Regions from separate parts of the Homo sapiens genome. Here regions 2, 3 and 4 are each linked to region 1. The links are chromatin loops, found by intact Hi-C in ENCODE. Cell type or tissue: CD4-positive, alpha-beta T cell. All regions are shown on one strand. Each heading gives the region's core, and the rest is flanking DNA. Links, peaks and the distances in the headings are about the cores only.

Region 1 (5,597 bases), core at 902-4,901:
AGCAGCCGGTGCACCACCCAGTGGTTCACTCACACACCCACCACGCGCACAGCACAGGGCTGGATCCTGGGGCATGTCACAGTGAGGCCCAGTCCCTAATCTGGTGGATTTTTTTTTTCTTTTTTTTTGAGACGGAGTCTCACTCTGTCACCCAGGCTGGAGTGCAGTGGTGCGATCTCAGCTCACTGCAAGCTCTGCCTCCCAGATTCACGCCATTCTCCTGCCTCAGCCTCCTGAGTAGCTGGGACTACAGGCGCCCGCCACCACACCCAGCTAATTTTTTGTATTTTTACTAGAGATGGGGTTTCACCGTGTTAGCCAGGATGGTCTCAATCTCCTGACCTCGTGATCCACCTGCCTCGGCCTTCCAAAGTGCTAGGATTACAGGCGTGAGCCACCGCGCCCGGCCTTTTTCTTTTTTTGAGACAGAGTCTCGCTGTGTCACCAGACTGGAGCGCAGTGGCACAATCTCGGCTCACTGTAACCCCTGCCTCCCAGGTTCAAGCGATCCTCGTGCCTCAGCCACCCAAGTAGCTGGGATTACAGGCACCTGCCACCACACCCGGCTAATATTTGTATTTTTAGTAGAGACAAGGTTTCACCATGTTTCCCAGGCTAGACTTGACCTCCTGAGCTCAAGTGATTCGCCCACCTTGGCCTCCCGAAGTGCTGGGATTACAGGTGTGAGCCACCGTGCCCGGCCTAATCTGGTGGAATTTTAAGGAGATGAGTACAGTGGGAAAGCCAGCGTGGGCTGGAGTGGGGACTGGAGGCATGGTGGGCCCATGAGTTACAGTGGTCTGGGAAAGCTCCCTAGAGGAGCTGACTCTGCATGAGATCTGGGGGAACCACAGGGAACCAGCCATGGGAGGCCATGGAGAAAGACTGGGAAGGTCTCAGGAGCAGAAAGGCAGTGTTGGGCTGGAAACCAAGCCCCAGCAGTCTTGGGAGACATGGGCAGTGCCAGGCCCCATGAGGACCCAGTCAATGTAAGGGGTGATGGCTGCAGAGGGCAAAAGGGGTGGGAGAGACGGAGCTAGGAGCTGGCCTGAAGTGGCGGCAGGCTTTGGGCAAGAAAGCCCGGTGGCTTCCAGTACAGTGGGGTGCTGGGGAGAGTGGGCAGGGGTACATGGATTCAAGGCACATTTTGGAACTAGAATGGACAGAGTTTGCTGAAGGCTTGAATGTGAAGGGTGAGAAATAAGAAAATCCAAAATGACCCTTAGCTTTTTGGCCAAACTGCCATTTCCTGAGATATGGAAGCTGGGAGGAGACACAGGTTCAGCCGTGGGGTATTGGGAAGTGGAGCTTACTTCCCAACACTAGGTTTTAGTGGGGTTTTTTGCTTTTTTTCTTTTCATTTTGAAATTCCAGGCTTGCAAAAATAGTACAAAGAACTCCCATTTACAGGTACCCTAGCTTCCCTAAATGTTAACATTTTAACCACAGAAGGATCAAACACAGGAAATGAATATTGACATAAACACTGCTAATTAATCTGCACAGCTTATTGAAGTTCTGTCAGTTGTCCTAAAGTCCTTGTCCTGGAGCAGGAACCAATCCAAGATGGCACTAACGTGACCTCGTCCTCCTGTCTCCTTACTCCCCACCAGCCTGTGACGGTCCTCAGTGTTTCCTCATCACCTCTGAAGAGCTGAGGCCAGTTATTCTGTAGAATCTCACTCACTTTGGGTTTGTCTGGTGGCCCCAGGGTTTGGGAACTTGCAGGCCCCCAGGCCTCAGCCGCCTGAGCAGGAGGGTTTCCGTGGAGCAGAGGGGTGGGAGCCTGACAGGAGTGAGCTGAAGTACAGGGGAGATGGTGGGTGTGGGCAACACCCAGGGAACAGAGAAAGGGACCCAAGCTGAGAAGCGATATGGGGTCCAGGGAAGCTCAGACAAGGGCCACGTGTGCTCGGGTTGAAGGGAGTGAGGATTGTCAGGAAGGGGCAGTGGGGGAAGGAGGGCTCTGCCACGTCCTGGCTCTCTTTTCATCAGCTGTGGTGGGGAGGGGGACAGGTCCTGGGACAGGAGGAGGAGATGAATGGCCCTGCTTGCAGATGGAAGCCCCAGAAGATACTGTAGGAGGGTTGGGGTGGGGCGGGAGGAGCTGTGAGGGATGGCTGATGGGAAGTGGGGGGGCTCACCCTCTGCAAGCAGCTGGAGGTCCGTGGGGGTGGAGGGGGCATGGCATTGTCCTAATATCCCTGTTCCATCCATGAAATTGGTGGGGAGGGGACTGGGGGCATCCATTCCTTCCAGGCATGCCCACCCCAGAATTCTGGCTGGGAGAGGCTGGGCTGTGACCCTCCACATATCCACCTGGTGGCACCTGCTGCATGAACACGCACTTCACATAGGTATCAGCCCAGCTCACCATCTCCCACCAGTACATGGCATTTTGTATCCTTCATGCATCACCTAGTTTTGCCTGTTTTGCTGCATCCTTTCCATTTCTGGGCTTTTGCTTGGATAGTGCTTCCTCCATGAAGCCTCCCTTGATTTCCTCCATCAAGAGCAATCACTGGAGCATCTTCCACTGCTCCTGCTTCTTTATATTGTGTTTGCCTGGTTACTGCTAGCGTCCTCAAGAGGCTGCTGTTTCTGCTGGGTGGCCCTGCTACCCCAACACAGGGCCTGACACAGCGAGTTTGGGGGCCTCCTGCAGTTCCTTCTTTGTCCACTAGATGACACACGATGCCCGTGTCTGGGCCCATTGATCCTCGAATTCGGAGCACCCTTGTGGTCTTTCCCACCTGCAGCTGGCAAGCAGGGGGGCCTTTAGAGACGATCCCTACCCTCTGCCCCCAGGCCTGGAAAACTGAAGCCCAGAGAAGGAGAGGACCTGACTGAGGCCACACACATTAACAGTAGAGTTCGGACTCCCAGCCTGCCACAGGCTCTTTCCGCAGTGTGGAGTAGGCTGCCCCCACACCCTTCCCCAGTCGACCCAGGCTTCCCTGCAGCCCCTGCTGGGTGTCTGGCTGAGCTGAGACCCCAGGATGGGCTGGCAGGCTGAGGAGTGTTGGGCCTCCTGCCCGCCGCTGGTGGTCACATGCTGGCTGAAGGGCTGCCTAGCTCAGTCTCCAGTTAGAAGTTGGCCCCAGCTTGGGCAGTGTGCTGGCCACACCTCCCCAGGGAAACAGAGACAGAAGCAGTCCACTCCAAGGTCCCAGGATATGGTCACCCTGACAGCAGCCCCTGCGCAAGCCCACTCATCAGGTTATGAAGGCTGCTTACACCCAGGGTGGCTGGTCCCTGGCCCTGGGAGGAAGAGGCAGACCCAGAGATGGAAGGGCCTTGGCCAAGGCTCTCCAGCAGGGCCAGAGGCAGGGCTGGGCTGAGCTCCATCACTGGCCTCTGTGGGCAGCCCCTTGCCCACCTCCAGGCCAGCCCCCTGCTGAAGAAGGCATGTGTGAGTGAAGGGAGCTGGGGACAGGGAGGCAGAGTTGTAGGTCTCTGAGACCTGTCATGCTGACCCAAGAAGCCAACCTGTTTCCATTTCAGGATTGAGGTAGGGGAGGAGGGTGGGGTCCCCATACTCCCAACAACGCCCAGAAGCAAAGGAGGGTCCCAGGAAGGGGCAGAGCTGAGCTGGACCCATTCTCAGCCTGCTCTGTGGCCTGGGCCAGGTCCTTCCCTCTCTGAGTGCCCCGCAAGTTCCCTGACCACCATCAGAGGGCCCAGGCCGGTCCATGTGGGAGGCCCAACCTGCAGGAGCTGTTAGAATCCTGGGAACTCAAACTCCAGCTCAAAATTAAAATCTCTTTAGTGCCCAGGGCCTCAGGTTCTGAGTGTAGGGTTCTGGGGTGGGGTGAGGTGGCGACTGTTCTGGGGCAGGGAGCATGGGGAGGTCCCGTCACTCACCCCAGATTCAGGCCCTCAGTCCCATTTCCCCTTTGGCCCTCTTCTGTGGCTTTCTGTGCCCCCCGCCACCCAGTCAGTATTCAGGGTGGGGGAAGTGACCTCTAAGAGATCATAGGTGTCTGTAGGGCCTATGGGGCATGGGGTCCCTGGGAAGAACCATCACTGACCTGGGGAAGCTCTGGACCCTGAGTCTCTGGAAGGACTGGAGGCCTGAGGGAGGCAGGGCAAGGGGAGGTTCCCTCGGCATGGAGTCCCCTGATGCCCCTGTCCCCTACCCCAAAGCAAGCCTGGTGAGCTGAGATGGGGCATGTAGATGTGGGGAGAGGCTGGGGTGCCTGGAAGCCAGATGGGGACAGGCCTGGGTGGAAGAGGCTGGGCAGTCATCTCTTGCTGGCTCTATGAAGTGTTGCCGGACCTCAAACACCTGTCTAGGACATGGCGCCCCTTGGGCTGGGAATGGCCCTCCACCCTTACCCAGGGGAGCTGGAGAGTCTGGCCAAAGCTTCAGGGGGCTGGAATATCCTGGAATTGGGGCAGGGCCAGTTTGGAAGGTCTCTGCTGTGGGCAGTGGAGGGGCAGAGAACAAGGCAGAGCCCAGCTAGGCCCCTACCCAGCCCATCAACTTTAACCTCTGATCCCTGACCTCCCTTCCAGGCTCTCTCCCCACTTGTCACTTTGCTGGAGCCTGGGGACCTGCATTTGTGGACATCTCTGTACACATGGCCTGTGCCCTAGCTGGGAAGGTCTTCCCAATGGGGAGCTGGCCAGTGTGGCACAAAAGCCTGCACTGGGCCAACAAGGTGGAAGGAGAAGCGGCAGGTGGACGGCAAGGCCCCAGCCTCCTTCTCTCCTCCGCCCCTCTTCCCGCCCAGGACTGGGTGGAGCCACTGCCTTATAAGTGGTGGCCTGGTGGCAGCAGAGCAAACTACAACCGGCGGCCAGCGGGACCAGAGGGCGGCTCTGCAGGCAGGCGGCAGCGGTGCCCTCAGTTCCCCAGCATGGCCCCCTCGGCCTGGGCCATTTGCTGGCTGCTAGGGGGCCTCCTGCTCCATGGGGGTAGCTCTGGCCCCAGCCCCGGCCCCAGTGTGCCCCGCCTGCGGCTCTCCTACCGAGGTACCAGCCCCTGCGTGCCCTGTTTGTGTGCATGTGCCCTGTTTGTGTGTGTGCGCTCTGTTTGGGTGCATGTGCCGTGTTTGTGTGCATGTGCCCTGTTTGGGTGCGTGTGCCGTGTTTGTGTGCATGTGCAGTGTTTGTGTGCGTGTGCCGAGTTTGTGTGCGTGTGCCGAGTTTGCGTGTGCCGTGTTTGTGTGCGTGTGCCGAGTTTGTGTGCGTGTGCCGAGTTTGCGTGTGCCGTGTTTGTGTGCGTGTGCCCTGTTTGTGTGCGTGTGCCCTGTTTGGGTGCATGTGCCGTGTTTGTGTGCGTGTGCCCTGTTTGGGTGCGTGTGCAGTGTTTGTGTGCGTGTGCCGAGTTTGTGTGCGTGTGCCCTGTTTGGGTGCGTGTGCCGAGTTTGTGTGCGTGTGCCATGTTTGTGTGCGTGTGCCCTGTTTGGGTGCGTGTGCCCTGTTTGTGTGCGTGTGCCCTGTTTGGGTGGCTTGGGCTCTTGGGTGCCTGGTCAGCTGTAGGGGAGGGAGCCTCTCCCTGCACAGCTCTCGGGGAGTGGGAGGGAGGCAGGTCCTGGGAGACAGGACCAGGGTGGCGGTGGGAGGCACCTGAGGGGGAGTGCTGAGAAAGG
Region 2 (4,000 bases), core at 1-4,000, 110 kb after region 1:
ATACCCTGCTTCCTTCACTTCCTTATAGATTTCTCCTGAGAGGATTTCATAAATCGCTTGCACAAGAGTCCCCACATCAGGGTCTGCTTCTACGGAACCCAATCTAAGACAACCTTTGTTGTGGTCATGAAACTGCTGCTGCCATCTCGCCTGAAGATGAAGCCAGCATACACTGCAGACAGGGCCCTGATGCACCAACCCTGGGGCGTCCTGCATTGGTTTTCCTGCTACAGGTACAGGAATGCACTTCCCTGCTGTCTAAGACAATCTGAGACCAGCATCTTTGATACTTAAAGCCAAAAACATTATAAATTGAATAAAATTCAAGAAACAGACTTCTGGACAGCCAAGGTAAGGTGGCTATATCGATTCAAATTTCCCAACACATCCTAGGAAGGAAGGAAGGAAGGAAGGAAGGGAGGGAGGAAGGAAGGAAGGAAGAAAAAACTAACACTACCAAAACCCACACCTTTAGCACAACTAGAATCAGCAGAATGCCTAGACTTCAAATTATCTGTAAATTAAAAAAAAAAAATCTATCTCCAGTGAGCTGTCTCTCACACTCTTGCTGCAAGTTTTCACAGAGAACAAGGGCAGTCTAAGAAAAACTGCAGAAAAGGGAAATAGTGGTAACCCTAAGATAGATCTAAAATCCTACCAGAGGCCGGGCACAGTGGCTCATGCCTGTAATCCCAGCACTTTGGGAGGCCGAGGTGGGTGGATCACCTGAGGTCAGGAGTTCAAGACCAGCCTGGCCAACATGGTGAAGCCCCGTCTCTACTAAAAATACAAAAATTAGCTAGGCGTGGTGGTAACCACCTGTAGTCCCAGCTACTCGGGAGGCTGAGGCAGGAGAATCATTTCAACACAGAGGGCAGAGGTTGCAGTAAGCTGAGATCACACCACTGCTCTCCAGACTGAGTGACAGAGCAAGACTTCATCTCAAAAAATAAATATAAATAAATAAATAAATAAATAAATAAATAAAATCCTACCAGAAAGAGAAAGTAACCCAGGCTGGGCGCAGTGGCTAATGCCTATAATCCCAGAACTTTGGGAGGCCAATGTGGGTGGATGAATTGAGCCCAGGAATTCGAGACCAGCCTGGGCAACAAAGTGAGACCCCCATCTCTACAAAAAATAAAAAAATAGCGGGTGTGGTGGCACATGCCTGTAGTCCCAGCTACCAGGGAGGCTGAGGCAGGAGGATTACTTGAGCCCAAGAGTTTGAGGCTGCAGTTAGCTGTGATTATGCCACGGCACTCCAGCCTGGGTGAAAGTGAGACCGTATCTCAAAAAAAGAGAAAGTAACCCTAACTGTAAAAATACTGAAAAAAAGCCCTGGTAAATCAGAGCACTTACTACAAGGAAGGGACTTAAGGGCATGCAATTCAAAGGCAGTGTTCTTTGAAAGGCATATGACTTATGGGACAGGAGGCAGAAGGAAAGGGGTCATTTGTAGACTGGAGGATAAGGGAAAAGAAGCAAAAGTGAAATGTTGAGTTCTGCAAGATAAGAGGACAAAAACCTTGGAGGACCCACATCCCTCTCCCCAGCACGTGTGTACACACACACACACACACACACACACAGACACACACACAGAGCACATTCTAAAAACAAACAAACAAAAAAAACTAATGTGCAATACTGACAGAAGAGGGCGCCCTTGAACTAGAAAGCTTGCAAATCACTCCAAATCCTGAAATGAATAGGTGAACACCGTCTACATTTGCTTCTATAAGAAAAAGAGAGCATCTTTTAGCTTTGTTTGCACATTTGAGAAGACAAGAGCATCTTAACTGATAAAATTCCCATCACCCCTAAAAAAATAAACAAGTACCAAGCAGAAGAAAACTGTAACACAATACTTCAGCTAAATAGCCTTAAACGAGTGTTTGGGCATCTGAAAAACCACCTTGAATCAGAAATTCAAAAATAAAACATATAAATGGACAAATGTCGGTAAGAAAAGAGACTTAATTAAGCTCAAGGAAAAAATGGAAAATAAAAGTATCACGGGGAGGAAGCTGAAATTACAAGGTGACCGAGAGAAAACAGAGTCAAATCAAAGCATAATGAAGTAAATTGAAGAAAGGCAGGATATAACCAAGAGAATAAAAATGAGAGAAAATAAAGGAAGTAAAAGAAAGAAAATAAAATTTTAAAAAATAAAATTAGAAAAAACTAAAAAGGGTCGGAAACTGGTTGAATTAAAAGATACGCAAAGCAGCAGCAATATATAAAAAGATACATAGATACATAGAGATATAGATACATAATGGAATCCTTGATGAAGAAAAACAAAAGAATGGAACAGAACCAAGATTTAAAACTATAATTCAAGGGAATTTTTTTTTTTTTAGACGGAGTCTGGCTCTGTCACCCAGGCTGGAGTGCAGTGGCACAAACTCAGCTAACTGCAAGCTCTGCCTCCTAGGTTCAAGCAATTCTCCTGCCTCAGCCTCCCAAGTAGCTGGGATTACAGGCACCTGCCACCACATCTGGCTTTTTTTTTTTTTTTTGTATTTTTAGTAGAGATGGGGTTTCACCATGTTGACCAGGCTGGTCTCAAACTCCTGACCTCAGGCGATCCACCCACCTCAGCCTCCCAAAGTGCTGGGATTACAGGCGTGAACCACCATGCCCGGCCAACCTCAGACTTCTTAAAAGCATCACACAGGCAAGGCAACCAAAGTGGAGAATTTTTAAAAAACTCATAGAATAAAAGTTGTGAACTAAGAATTTTATATCTGGTCAAGCTGTCCTTCACGTTTTAAACGTGTGAGAACTCAAGGAACTCTATACCCTTGAGCTCTTCATGAGGAATCTACTAGAAAAGGAACTTTATACAACCAAGAGATGACGGGAGACTTCAGAAAAAATATTGATACGTTTAATAGAGTTTATTGTAAGTTGAAGACTAAAAGGTGGAGATGAGTGTGGAGGAATAGTAATAATATTTTAACAGTTAAAATATTAAGTAGAGGCTGGGCACAGTGGCTCATGCCTGTAATCCCAGCACTTCGGGTGGCCGAGGTGGGTGAATCATTTGAGGTCAGGAGTTCGAAAACAGCCTGGCCAACATGATGAAATCCCTTCTTTACTAAAAATACAAAAAATAGCCAGGCATGGTGGTAGGCGCCTGTAATCCCAGCTACTCAGGAGGCTGAGGCAGGAGAATAGCTTGAGCCCGGGAGGCAGAGGTTGCAGTGAGCAGAGATCGCACCATTGCACTCCAGCCTGGGTGACAAAACAAGACTCCATCTCGAAAATAAATAAATAAATTAATTAATTAAGTAGAGCTGAGCATGGTGACTCACTCCTATAATGCCAGCACTTTGGGAGGCTGAGGTGAGCAGATTGCTTGAGCCCAAATGTTTGAGACCAGGCTGGGCAACATAGGGACACCCTGTCTCTAAAAAAATACAAAAATTAACCAAGCGTGGTAGCTCACACCTGTGGTCCCAGCTACTCAGGAGGCTGAAGTATGAGGATAGCTTGAGCCCAGAAGGTCAAGGCTGAAGTGAGCTATGATTGTTGTGCTACTGCACTGTGGCGTGGGTGACAGAGCAAGACCCTGTCTCAAAACAAAACAAAACAAACAACAACAATGAAACAGGACAGATACTAAAGGGTTAAGTAGGAAAGCAGGGGATAATGGAGACTATAAAAGAAACCACTAAAATAACGGTACAGACCTTCCTAAATGCCAAAAGGAATTTTTAAAATAGAAGAACTAAGAAAACATATAATGTAGAGAAAGAAACATAGCATTATATTACAATACACATAATGATTATAATATGAAGCAATATGACTGAGTTGAGGTCAAACCTATTAGCCATACCAATAAATGTGAATGGGCTTATTACAAGAAAAAGGTTTTAAATTTGGCTCACAAATAAAACCCAAACTATATGCTGAAAGTAAGAAACTGATCTAAAATGAATTAGTTTAGAAAGGCTCAAAATAGAGGGATTTCTCAGGCAAACGGAAA
Region 3 (5,597 bases), core at 768-4,767, 230 kb after region 1:
GCTGACAGCCACCATGGGGGAGGCAGATGGAGGGGAGAAGGTCTGGCTGCAGCCTGGGGACCTTGCTCCGGCCCCAGTGGACACTCCCAGCTCTGAAGACTTCAGGCCCAACTGCAGCACCCTCAACTTCACCTTGGATCTGTCACGGAACAACCTGGTGACCGTGCAGCCGGAGATGTTTGCCCAGCTCTCGCACCTGCAGTGCCTGCGCCTGAGCCACAACTGCATCTCGCAGGCAGTCAATGGCTCCCAGTTCCTGCCGCTGACCGGTCTGCAGGTGCTAGACCTGTCCCACAATAAGCTGGACCTCTACCACGAGCACTCATTCACGGAGCTACCGCGACTGGAGGCCCTGGACCTCAGCTACAACAGCCAGCCCTTTGGCATGCAGGGCGTGGGCCACAACTTCAGCTTCGTGGCTCACCTGCGCACCCTGCGCCACCTCAGCCTGGCCCACAACAACATCCACAGCCAAGTGTCCCAGCAGCTCTGCAGTACGTCGCTGCGGGCCCTGGACTTCAGCGGCAATGCACTGGGCCATATGTGGGCCGAGGGAGACCTCTATCTGCACTTCTTCCAAGGCCTGAGCGGTTTGATCTGGCTGGACTTGTCCCAGAACCGCCTGCACACCCTCCTGCCCCAAACCCTGCGCAACCTCCCCAAGAGCCTACAGGTGCTGCGTCTCCGTGACAATTACCTGGCCTTCTTTAAGTGGTGGAGCCTCCACTTCCTGCCCAAACTGGAAGTCCTCGACCTGGCAGGAAACCAGCTGAAGGCCCTGACCAATGGCAGCCTGCCTGCTGGCACCCGGCTCCGGAGGCTGGATGTCAGCTGCAACAGCATCAGCTTCGTGGCCCCCGGCTTCTTTTCCAAGGCCAAGGAGCTGCGAGAGCTCAACCTTAGCGCCAACGCCCTCAAGACAGTGGACCACTCCTGGTTTGGGCCCCTGGCGAGTGCCCTGCAAATACTAGATGTAAGCGCCAACCCTCTGCACTGCGCCTGTGGGGCGGCCTTTATGGACTTCCTGCTGGAGGTGCAGGCTGCCGTGCCCGGTCTGCCCAGCCGGGTGAAGTGTGGCAGTCCGGGCCAGCTCCAGGGCCTCAGCATCTTTGCACAGGACCTGCGCCTCTGCCTGGATGAGGCCCTCTCCTGGGACTGTTTCGCCCTCTCGCTGCTGGCTGTGGCTCTGGGCCTGGGTGTGCCCATGCTGCATCACCTCTGTGGCTGGGACCTCTGGTACTGCTTCCACCTGTGCCTGGCCTGGCTTCCCTGGCGGGGGCGGCAAAGTGGGCGAGATGAGGATGCCCTGCCCTACGATGCCTTCGTGGTCTTCGACAAAACGCAGAGCGCAGTGGCAGACTGGGTGTACAACGAGCTTCGGGGGCAGCTGGAGGAGTGCCGTGGGCGCTGGGCACTCCGCCTGTGCCTGGAGGAACGCGACTGGCTGCCTGGCAAAACCCTCTTTGAGAACCTGTGGGCCTCGGTCTATGGCAGCCGCAAGACGCTGTTTGTGCTGGCCCACACGGACCGGGTCAGTGGTCTCTTGCGCGCCAGCTTCCTGCTGGCCCAGCAGCGCCTGCTGGAGGACCGCAAGGACGTCGTGGTGCTGGTGATCCTGAGCCCTGACGGCCGCCGCTCCCGCTACGTGCGGCTGCGCCAGCGCCTCTGCCGCCAGAGTGTCCTCCTCTGGCCCCACCAGCCCAGTGGTCAGCGCAGCTTCTGGGCCCAGCTGGGCATGGCCCTGACCAGGGACAACCACCACTTCTATAACCGGAACTTCTGCCAGGGACCCACGGCCGAATAGCCGTGAGCCGGAATCCTGCACGGTGCCACCTCCACACTCACCTCACCTCTGCCTGCCTGGTCTGACCCTCCCCTGCTCGCCTCCCTCACCCCACACCTGACACAGAGCAGGCACTCAATAAATGCTACCGAAGGCTAGATGGCTAACTCTGAGCTCACTGGAGGCATGGACAGGAGGAGGGAAGGGAGAATTCTCCAGGCCTCCACGAAGCAGCTTAGGGAAAATTGCCATAAAGACGGGACAGAGGTCTGCAGGGGAGGAAGCTGCTAAGCTCTGTTCTCTGGGGAGTCTGATGATGGTCACTGGATGTGGTCTTGGTCCTTCCCAGAGAGTAGGGGCCTCTTTTAGCCCCTCCCAGAATGCCCTGCCCTACCTTTCCCATGCAGAACCGGGCAGCACCTGACAGACTTGGCAGCACCCCTTTGTTGTGTATGGGTCTCAGGTTGTCTGTCTCCCTCGCCTACTGGACTGGAATGCCTTGAGGGCAGAGAAGCTGCAGGCTTGGTTCCTTTCTGGCGCTCAGCAAAGTCTTGAGTGGCAGCAGCTATGGGGACTGTTCATTCCAAAACGGTAGAATGAATTGCAGCAAAGGTGGAGGGGTGATTGCGCCCTCTGGTGGCCATGCCTGTGCCAAGCGGAGAAGGCTGGTTCAGGGTCGGGAGGGGAAGGCCTGTGGGTGCATCCCTGCAGCAGGGAGCTGGGAGCCACAGACAGGAGAATCCACTCCTTTCTCTTTCCACCTACAGGTGCTTGCTGGGTCTCTCCATTCTGATATTAAAGGGACACCTAGGCAAGCCACCTCCCTCCCTCCCTCCCTCCTTCCCTCTCTCCCTCCCTCCCTCCGTCCCTCCCTCCTTCCTCCCTCCCTCCCTCCTTCCTTCCTTTCTCTCTCTCTCTCTCTCTCTCTCTCTCTTCTTTCTTTCTGAGACAAGGTCTCACTCTGTCACCCAGGCTGGAGTGCAGTGGCATGAACACTGCAGCCTTGACCTCCTGGGCTCAAGCGATCCTCCCACCTCAGCCTCCTGAGTAGTTAGGACCACAGGGGTGCACCACCATACTCAGCGAATTTTTTATTTTTTTGTAGAAACAGGATCTCACTATGTTGCCTAGGCTGGTCTCAGACTCTTGGATGCAAGTGATCCTCCCGCCTCAGCCCCACAAAATGCTGGGATTATAGGCGTGAGCCACCAAGCCTGACCTTTTTTTTTTTTTTTTTTTTTGCCACAGTCTTGCTCTGTCACCCAGGCTGGAGTGCAATGCAATGGTGGGATCACAGCTCACTGCAGCCTCAACCTTCTGGGACCAGGTGCTCCATCTCACCCTCCCATGTAGCTGAGACTACAGGCCACACCCAGCTAAATTTTATATTTTTAGTAGAGACCAGGTTTCACCACGTTGCCCAGGCTGGTCTTAAGCTCCTGGGCTCAAGCAATCCTCCTGCCTCGGCCTCCCAAAGTGCTGGGATTACAGGTGTGAGCCACTGCACCCGGCTTCTATATGTGATAGTGTACATTTCAGGATAGAGCTGGGAGCCCCAATGACCAGTGTTTGGAGAGGTCAGGGTCTGTCCTCAGCAGGATCTCCTCCACACTGTGTGTGGAGCCATGAGGAGCGTCAGGCCTGGAGCCCCTGAGGGGCCCTCTCTTGGGCTGGCAGCCTACACCATTACCACAGCCAAAACTGCCCTTTGAGGAGCAGGGGAGAAATATGCAGGCTGACAGGTTGGAGCTGGGGCCCGGTTTGGCCGGTCCAGGCCAGTTTGAGATCTGCTTGTCCACTCAGGGCCTCTGGAGGGGAGAGCTAGAGCTGGCAGCAGACAGCTAACTTGGTGGGCTCATCATGGCAGCCCTTGGAGGGTTGCTTTTGCCCTACTCCCCAGGGCATGGCTGTGGGGGAAGTCTATGCTGCCGTCCTCTTTCTGACTTGGGTACAGGGGCTCCTGTGGTGGGCTGTAGATCCCTGTTATCTGCTCATCTGAAAGAAGGAGGGTCTCTGACCTACCAATCGGAAGCCCTGTGCCCCACGTGGGCTCTGACCCAACCTGTCATCCTTCCTTGGCTGCCTGCAGAGAAAAGAAAACAATAGTCTTTTCCCCCTGGCTGGAGTCTAGGGAAGTCCACTGTTGAGTGGCTCTGAGACTATTCTGGCCACAATCAGGGGCAGGGACAGGAAGCTGGAAACAGAATCCCATTCAGGGAACCATATTTTGCATGTGGGAGGCAAGGCAAACCTGCCTGTCTTGGGATTGCCAGGCCCACCCTCCAGCAGTTCCTGGTGGACCTTCCATCTCCCCACCCCCCACCCACGCTCACAGCCCTGATGCTTTTGGGGCTGGAGATTCAGGAGAGCATTTGGAGAGGAAGCACACGGGCCATGGTAGGGGGCTGTTGGGCTCGGCTCAGGTGAGTCTGGGGGTCTGTGGCACTTGGCTCTGTGCTGTCTACGTGATCAGAGAAGCCGCGCACCACTATCTCAGGTCCTGCAGGAAGTGGTTGGAGCTGGGCCAGGGTGGGGCTGGGTGGGAGGCGGCGCCCTCTGCATTGTAGTCAGGAAGGGTACTCAGAGATGGCTCCAGGTTCTCTCCTCCACACGGCGGCCATCCTTGCCCATCAGCACGGCCAGGAAAGAGACAGGACTCAGGCCAGATTGCCTGGGCTTGCCTGCCAGTTCTGCCATTTGGATTGTCTCAGGCAGGTGACCTCCCCTACTGGAGCCTCAGCTTGCTCGCTCTATAAATGGGAATGAGCAGCGCCACTCTGCAGGACGTTGGAGGGATTCGTACACTATGGGTAAGGGTCTGAAACACTGAGCAGGGCCTCAGTTATTATTAGGTGATGGGATTTACACGCAGGACCCTCAACTGATGTGGCTTCAGTGTTTCTCTCTCCACCCAGTGCCTCCCAGGGCACTGACAGGGTTCAGATGTGGTTGCATCAGAGGCACATGCAGCTGGGACAGTAGCTGTCTCTGGGAGCAGGACCAGGGCTCCTGGGAAAGTCCATGGACCTGGTGTTATCCCCTCGTGTTGGGGAGCAGAGAGTGCTTCCCAGCACAAGGAAGTAGAGGAGCAGGCATGAGACTCAGGCAACCTGATAGAGGAAAACTTCAAGGAGAGGAATGTCTGTTCACTAAGATTTCAAATACAGTTTGCCCTTTTCCCTTTAGGACACCTTATTTAATGCCGTCAGCTTCTAAATATCCTTAGAGAACTTTCATGACATCGTAGTTTCACACTAGAGTTGCTTATAAAAGCCAAACTTCCTTTCTTTTCTTTCTTTTTTTTTTTTTTTGTAAGACGGACTCTCGCTCTGTTACCCAGGCTGGAGTGTAGTGGTGTGATCTTGGTTCACTGCAACCTCCGCTTCCCGGGTTCAAGCGATTCTCCTGCCTCAGCCTCCCAAGTAGCTGGGATTACAAGTGCGCACCATCACGCCTGGCTAATTTATTGTATTTTTAGTAGAGATGGGGTCTCATCATGTTGGCCAGGCTGGTCTCGGACACCTGACCTCAAGTGATCCACCTGCTTTGGCCTCCCAGAGTGTTGGGATTACAGGCGTGAGCCATGGAGCCCGGCCCAAACTTCCATTTTTAAGCAGTTCACGAATCCCGCCTACTTCCTGCAGATCACCCGGTCCTTCGTTCTCATAACCCCAAGAAGCAGGGAGGGGCACATGCACCTGAGGGCCTTGCTTCTGCTGGCTCTGGGTCTTACGAAGGAAGAGTGGATCTTCCTAAGCATTCAGGTAGCAACATTACCCCAGCTGGAGGAGAACAATCCCATTTGAAGGAAGGG
Region 4 (5,597 bases), core at 947-4,946, 450 kb after region 1:
GTCGCTTTACTTTTCTGAGCCTGTTTCCTCCTCTGCAACGTGGGATTAACAGGCGAGGACACTCTGAGGGTGTGGTGAGAACCAGCCACAATAAAGGCAAAGCTCCTGACTCCAGCCCCCAGCAGCAGGCCCCTTTCTCTGCTGGCGCCCAGGACTTGGGCTGTGTGCGGGAAAGGCAAGAGCACCCTCTTCCGGCCAGGCCTTGGGGTCTTCAGGGTCGCAGCGACAGCTCAGGGAGGTCCGGATCAGCTGGGAGAGCTATGAGAGCAAATGCCAACCTTCACCCTCTCCAGCCCACTGTGTTCTCTCCACCTCCACCTGATCGCACAGGGCCTGCCTCATCTTCCAGGGAGGCTCCCAGGGCGCTCCTCCAACCCCAGAAGGTTTCTGGAGCCTGCTGGCCTGGCTTGAATGGAGCCCTCTCTGGTCTACATCTAGGGGTGCTGTGCCCACAGCTTCCTCCCCTCCCAGCCTCCCCGGCTCTGCATACCGTAGGTGCTCCAAGTGATCATGGCAGTAGCCCTGGCACAGCAGATACAAGAGGTTTGGGGCTGGGACCCCCTCCCAGGACCTGTCCATAGCTCTGTGTCTGCCGCCTCATGGGAATCTTGTGTAGCCTGTGTGGCCGACCTTGTTTACGTGGAGGTGGGATTGGGCCATTTAGCAGCCTCTGAGAAGTTGAGTGACTTGCCAGGGACACAGTCAAGAAAGGGCTGCCCTTGGGCCAGAACCTGCTGCCTGCAGCCACAAGCCCTTCGTGCTCAGGGGACACTCTCAATGGGACCTTTAGAATCCCCAGCCCTCTCAGAATTCTAGCTCCTCTCTGATCTTGCTAGAGTCCCGTGTGCCGCCCTAAACAGGGCCAGAACTCATTCTCCTTCCTTAGCCTATGTTGCGCTGGGGCCTGGGAGGGGGTTACTGAAGCACTAAGTTTAGGAAACCCAGGAACACCAATGGTAGGGAGGCAGGCACCTCTCAGGGAACAAAAGTGGGTGAGGGCAGCCAGGGGCTTTCTCTGGACTCAGGAGAGAAACATCAGCAACTGCCTTCCCATGGGGTGCAGGTCTCCTGTGGCCCTCTGTACCTAGCCACTCCTCGGGCCAACGGTAGCAAATGCAGCCTCCACCCTCATCCCGGCTCAGGCCTCTCTGGTTCCCTCCCTGACTCTCCAATACTCACTGTGTGCCCTTGAGTAAATTCCTCCTCCTCTTAGACCTCAGTTTCCCCACCCATTGGCTTAGAGAGGGGAACTAGATGATCTTCAAACCCCCCTGCTCCAGCGCTTGTTTCCTAAACTCCGCCAGGGGCTCCTGGGTCACAGCCTCTGTCTCCTGGGAGGGAGTGAGGACTGGGAGACTTGGGGCTTGAAATCTTTGGGAGAAGACAGCTCCCTTGTTCATTCAGAATAATTCTTTCAAAGGTCATTTCGTCCTGTCCTGTCTCCATCTTAAAGAGTTGTCCATCTGATCCCTAGGAAGGGGCGGTCCTGGGATGCAGCCAGGGCATTAACCCCAGGACTGCTTGGTGAGCAGAGAAGTCCTTTCTCCCCAGCCCGCCAAGTCTCTCTTTAGTCTGAGCTGGGAAGAGAGGGAGGGAGGGTACAGGCGAGAGGTGCATCCAGGCAGGATGGGGTTAAAGGAGAAAGGGAGCTAGAAGGGGGCTGTGGTTGCCAAGGCAACGACATTGCTGGGGCCATTGGAGCCTGCTGGGGAGGGAAAGGAGAGGGGTGTCCCTCCCAACCCTCAGCTTCATTCTTCCTTTTCAGATGCTCTTTGTTAAAAGGGAATCTCCGTAGCCTCCTTTTGTGGCTGGGAACAGGAGTGGGGAGAGATACTTCGGGCTTCCATCCAGCCCTGTCCAACACCCTCATGTCACCCACCTACCCTATCCCTTCCCTCCCATCCTTCCTAGCAGGTCGGTTTTCTGTGCTGCTGGACTTTTCTTCCATTTATACTTGGCCAGTCCTTGGCTGCCTGAGGCCAACTGACCCCAGCCCAGGCCTGCTCAGGCAGCAGCCTGCCCTCCACCCAAGGACACTACCACCTCCTTTGTAGGCCTGCTCTGGATGTGGCAGGTGTGTCTGGCAGAAGCAGGGGCTGGCACAGAGGATGCCCTCACTCTGGGCATCCGTTGGCCATAAAGGCCACGGGCTTCTCTCGTCACATGGCAGTCACTGTCACAAGGCCCCCTCCATGGCCTCATTGGGTACAAACCACCCCGTGCCCCCCCAGATTCTGGTAGGTGCCTGGACTGCAGTAGCTCTCCATTTGGCTGTGGGACCTCTAGCCAGTCATGCCCAAGGACTCCATCTCCCCACCTGTGAAGTGGGGTGATAAAAACCATACCCCCTCCAAAGGCTGCTGTGCGGTCTCACAATCAAACCCGCGGGCCTCCCAAATGCACAGCGAGGCTCTGGGAGGCTTCCTGCCTCCTCAGCCCTGGTGCTACTCGCCTCCACTGTGGCAGGCAGGCTCCAAGAGGTGAAGATGCTCTGCTGGTGAGTGGCAGTCAGAATCGAAAACCAAGTCTGTCTGATGCCAAAGCCTGTTCCTTTAACCCACAAGAGGCATCGCCCTTGGGTAAGTCTAAAGTGGGCCAGGAGGGGCTGTGCCCAGGGATGCCCACAGGCTCTACTTCCTCTGCCTTGAACCCTCTCTGGGGGAAGACAACTCACCACCACCACCAGGAACTTGGAGCTGAGGGAGACCTGACCCAGCCTAGAGAACCTGTTCAAAATAGACAGGCACTGAATCTGGAGGTGGGGGTGGTGGGGCGTGCTGAGAAGCGCAGCTGTGAAAGGCCTGGGAGGCTGCAAGAGTGTCCCGCCGGAGGGGAGCGGGTGCCTGTCTACAGCCCACCTGCAGCACCAGACTTCATCCGCGGTCCCACTCTGCCCCCTTGCGGACGATAGGCTCACATCCCGGCTCACTCCTGGGCTAGGTGGGCCAGGTGCGCCCCCAGAGGGAGATCAGGCCTGGGGCTGAAAGGGGCGCGCGCGCGATGACCTGAGGAATGGGCCGCACCTTCCAGTTTCTGCTGGAAATGACTCTCTTTTGACAGATACTGAGCACCAGCCTGGCGTTGCATGCAGCCCATGGCCCTTTCCTTCTACCAGGAGCTTTGAATCCCAGGCTCCTGGTGGGGAGTGAACTTAACTCTATTTTCCAACCCTGCATTCCACTTTTTTTTTTTTTTTTTGAGACAGAGTTTCACTCTTGTTTCCCAGGCTGGAGGACAATGGCGCGATCTCAACTCACTGCAACCTCCGCCTCCTGGGTTCAAGCGATTCTCCTGCCTCAGCCTCCCAAGTAGCAGGGATTACAGGTGCCCACCCCCACACCCATCTTAATTTTTTGTATTCTTAGTGGAGATGGGGTTTCATCATGTTGGCCAGGCTGGTCTTGAACTCCTGACCTCAAGTGATCCACACAGCTCAGCCTCCCAAAGTGCTGGGATTATGGGCGTAAGCCACCATGGCTGGCCCCCTCCATCCCATTTTTAAACCCCCAACCCCAGGGCATTCAATCGCTGCTGGCAAAACCCTTGTATCAGGAAGCTCACTACTGCTGGGAGCAGCCCATATTTTGGAGGGAATTCTGATTGCAAAAATGCCCCTTGTCCACGAAGCTGGCATTTGCTGTCCTCAGTCACAGCTCTGTCTTCTAGGGACACACAGAATCAGGTAGCCCCTCCCTCAGAAAGTTCTAAGCAGATCCAAAGTCCCAAAGCCCACCCCACCTCCACACTTCTGTCTTGTGGGGGTAAAACAACCAGATAAAACACCCTGGTTCTGACAACCTTCACAGTCCCTCTTACCTGAAAACACTGGTAGTCCCTGTATCTCAGGAACCTCAGAGGCTGAAGGGACCCAGCCCCCGCGAGCACCGCCACTTTCCTCCACCTTGGCTTTCTCTTGTTGTTCCTTGGATCTTGTCCTTATTTTTAGCATCCACTTGCCACTGATTTTCTTTCCCCAAGCCCCGTCTCCCTCACCTGAGGCCTTGTGGGGAAGATGCATGGATGGGACTAACAATGATTGAGCACCTACTGTGTACTTAACATAGTGTTCTGTGCTTTACTCAAATTATCCAGTTTAGCCCCAAGAGGTTATTACTATTTTTATCCCCACGTTACGCTGGGAACTGAGGCTTGGCAAGCAAGGCTCTGGGTCCAGGAGAAGAGCTGACTCTTATCTCTGAGAAATCCCTCCAGGCCAGCTGGCTTCTCCACCCTGATTCTGTCATCTTCCTGGATTTGTGAAATGTGCACATTTAACTCCTCAAACATGTATCAGGTCCCCATATACTCCTGGGACTGTGACAGGAACTGCAAAAACAACCCCAGGGGTCTCCAACCCCATCACTTTGCTGAGGAGACACTATGGGATCCTACTCGGGCTTTGAATTGGGTAATGGGTCTGGACAAGGCCTGGTCAAGACAACACCCTTGCAGGCCACATGGGTTGGGCTGATCACATCCAGCCCCATCCAGCCCTATCTTGTCACCCAGGCTCACATCTTTCTCTGCCTTGTGCCCAAGGCATTTGAGAGAGACCTGGCTTATGCTCTGCTGAGTCCAGATAGTGGCTCTGCCCAAGTCTACTCCATGGAGGAGGCAAGTGGAGCCCGGCCTCCAGGCAGATTTGAGATGGAGCAAGAACCACTCACTCATGGAGGGTGAGAGTGTGTCAACCCTAGAGGAAAGGTTAAGTTCTTTGCCTTTTTGTATGTGTGTGCCAGAGACTCCATTGACATATGGTGATATTTATTGACCTCTTCTCAAAATAATGTTTCAAAATATGTAAAATAGATTAAGATTACAAAAGATTTTCATGAGCAGAGAAAGATGTCCACAAATTATGACTAAATGCATAAAATCAGGTTACAGAAGAGTTCATATAGTGTAAGTTTCCATTTATGAAAGAGAGGAGTGAAAAAGGGAGGGAGGAAGAAAAGAAAGAAAGGAGGGAGGGAGGGAGGGAGGAAGAAAGGAAGGAAGGGAGAAATAAAGAAAACTATCCCTAGAAAGAATACTATCTTTATAGACATGGATGACCCTACCATCCATCCCACTTTGAAAAGCATGACAGGGACTAGGCGTGGTTGGTCACGCCTGTAATCCCAGCATTTTGGGAGGCCAAGGTGGGTGGATCACTTGAGGTTAGGAGTTCAAGACCAGCCTGACCAACATGGTGAAAACTCATCTCTACTAAAAATACAAAAATTAGCTGGGTGTGATGGCAGGCGCCTGTAATCCCAGCTACTCAGGAGGCTGAGCCAGGAGAATCGCTTGAACTGGGGAGGCGGAGGTTGCAGTGAACTGAGATCGTGTCATTGCACTCCAGCCTGGGCAACAACAGCAAAACTCTGTCTCAAAAAAAAAGAAAAAGAAAAGAAAAGCATGACAGGTCAGTGGCTCCAGGTCATGGTCCCCTTTGGCTCCTGGACAGGTCCCCTCAGGTCACAGCCAAAGTTCCTCATTCTTGTCACTGACTCCCCCTTGCCTAACAGCTGGGATTTAACTCTGGGCCAATCCCTAACACAGCCCCAGTGGTACTGCATGACCATCGTCCATCTCTGAATCTGCCTCCCCCGTCA

What was found. Hi-C counts contacts between places; a loop is a spot of excess contacts. Peaks named below come from ENCODE experiments on the same cell type or tissue, not always from the same donor. Only the 100,000 strongest peaks of a DNase experiment are listed, where the experiment ranks them.
Region 2: it touches region 1 in a loop (7-fold over the local background); 4 of 110 quality-filtered maps call a loop at or near these places.
Region 3: it touches region 1 in a loop (6-fold over the local background); 17 of 110 quality-filtered maps call a loop at or near these places.
Region 4: it touches region 1 in a loop (18-fold over the local background); 9 of 110 quality-filtered maps call a loop at or near these places.

What each region holds. Positions count from the first base shown.
Region 1 is chr3:52,444,293-52,449,889 of GRCh38, reverse strand. SEMA3G (semaphorin 3G) reads left to right here and starts at 4,787. Exons shown (of 16, transcript NM_020163.3): 1 at 4,787-4,977. The coding sequence starts at 4,863. RefSeq lists enhancers at 3,937-4,813, 4,814-5,597. In CD4-positive, alpha-beta T cell, for the core only: CTCF peaks have their summits at 2,480, 2,679 (motif pointing right) and 4,783; DNase peaks (open chromatin) are centred at 2,669 and 4,769; H3K4me3 peaks cover 85 bases.
Region 2 is chr3:52,337,397-52,341,396 of GRCh38, reverse strand. The region is part of intron 8 of DNAH1 (dynein axonemal heavy chain 1); the gene reads right to left. Among named protein-coding and RNA genes, the nearest start is that of DNAH1, 23 kb to the right of the region's middle. In CD4-positive, alpha-beta T cell, for the core only: a CTCF peak has its summit at 1,679 (motif pointing right); a DNase peak (open chromatin) is centred at 1,636.
Region 3 is chr3:52,217,424-52,223,020 of GRCh38, reverse strand. TLR9 (toll like receptor 9) reads left to right here. Exons shown (of 2, transcript NM_017442.4): 2 at 1-1,941. The coding sequence ends at 1,804. Among named protein-coding and RNA genes, the nearest start is that of TLR9, 5.4 kb to the left of the region's middle. In CD4-positive, alpha-beta T cell, for the core only: CTCF peaks have their summits at 2,231 and 2,432 (motif pointing left); DNase peaks (open chromatin) are centred at 1,500, 1,860, 2,410 and 4,290; H3K4me3 peaks cover 1,358 bases; H3K27ac peaks cover 2,012 bases.
Region 4 is chr3:51,998,978-52,004,574 of GRCh38, reverse strand. No RefSeq gene overlaps it. Among named protein-coding and RNA genes, the nearest start is that of RPL29, 5.9 kb to the right of the region's middle. RefSeq lists an enhancer at 1-106. In CD4-positive, alpha-beta T cell, for the core only: CTCF peaks have their summits at 2,709 and 2,909 (motif pointing left); a DNase peak (open chromatin) is centred at 2,894.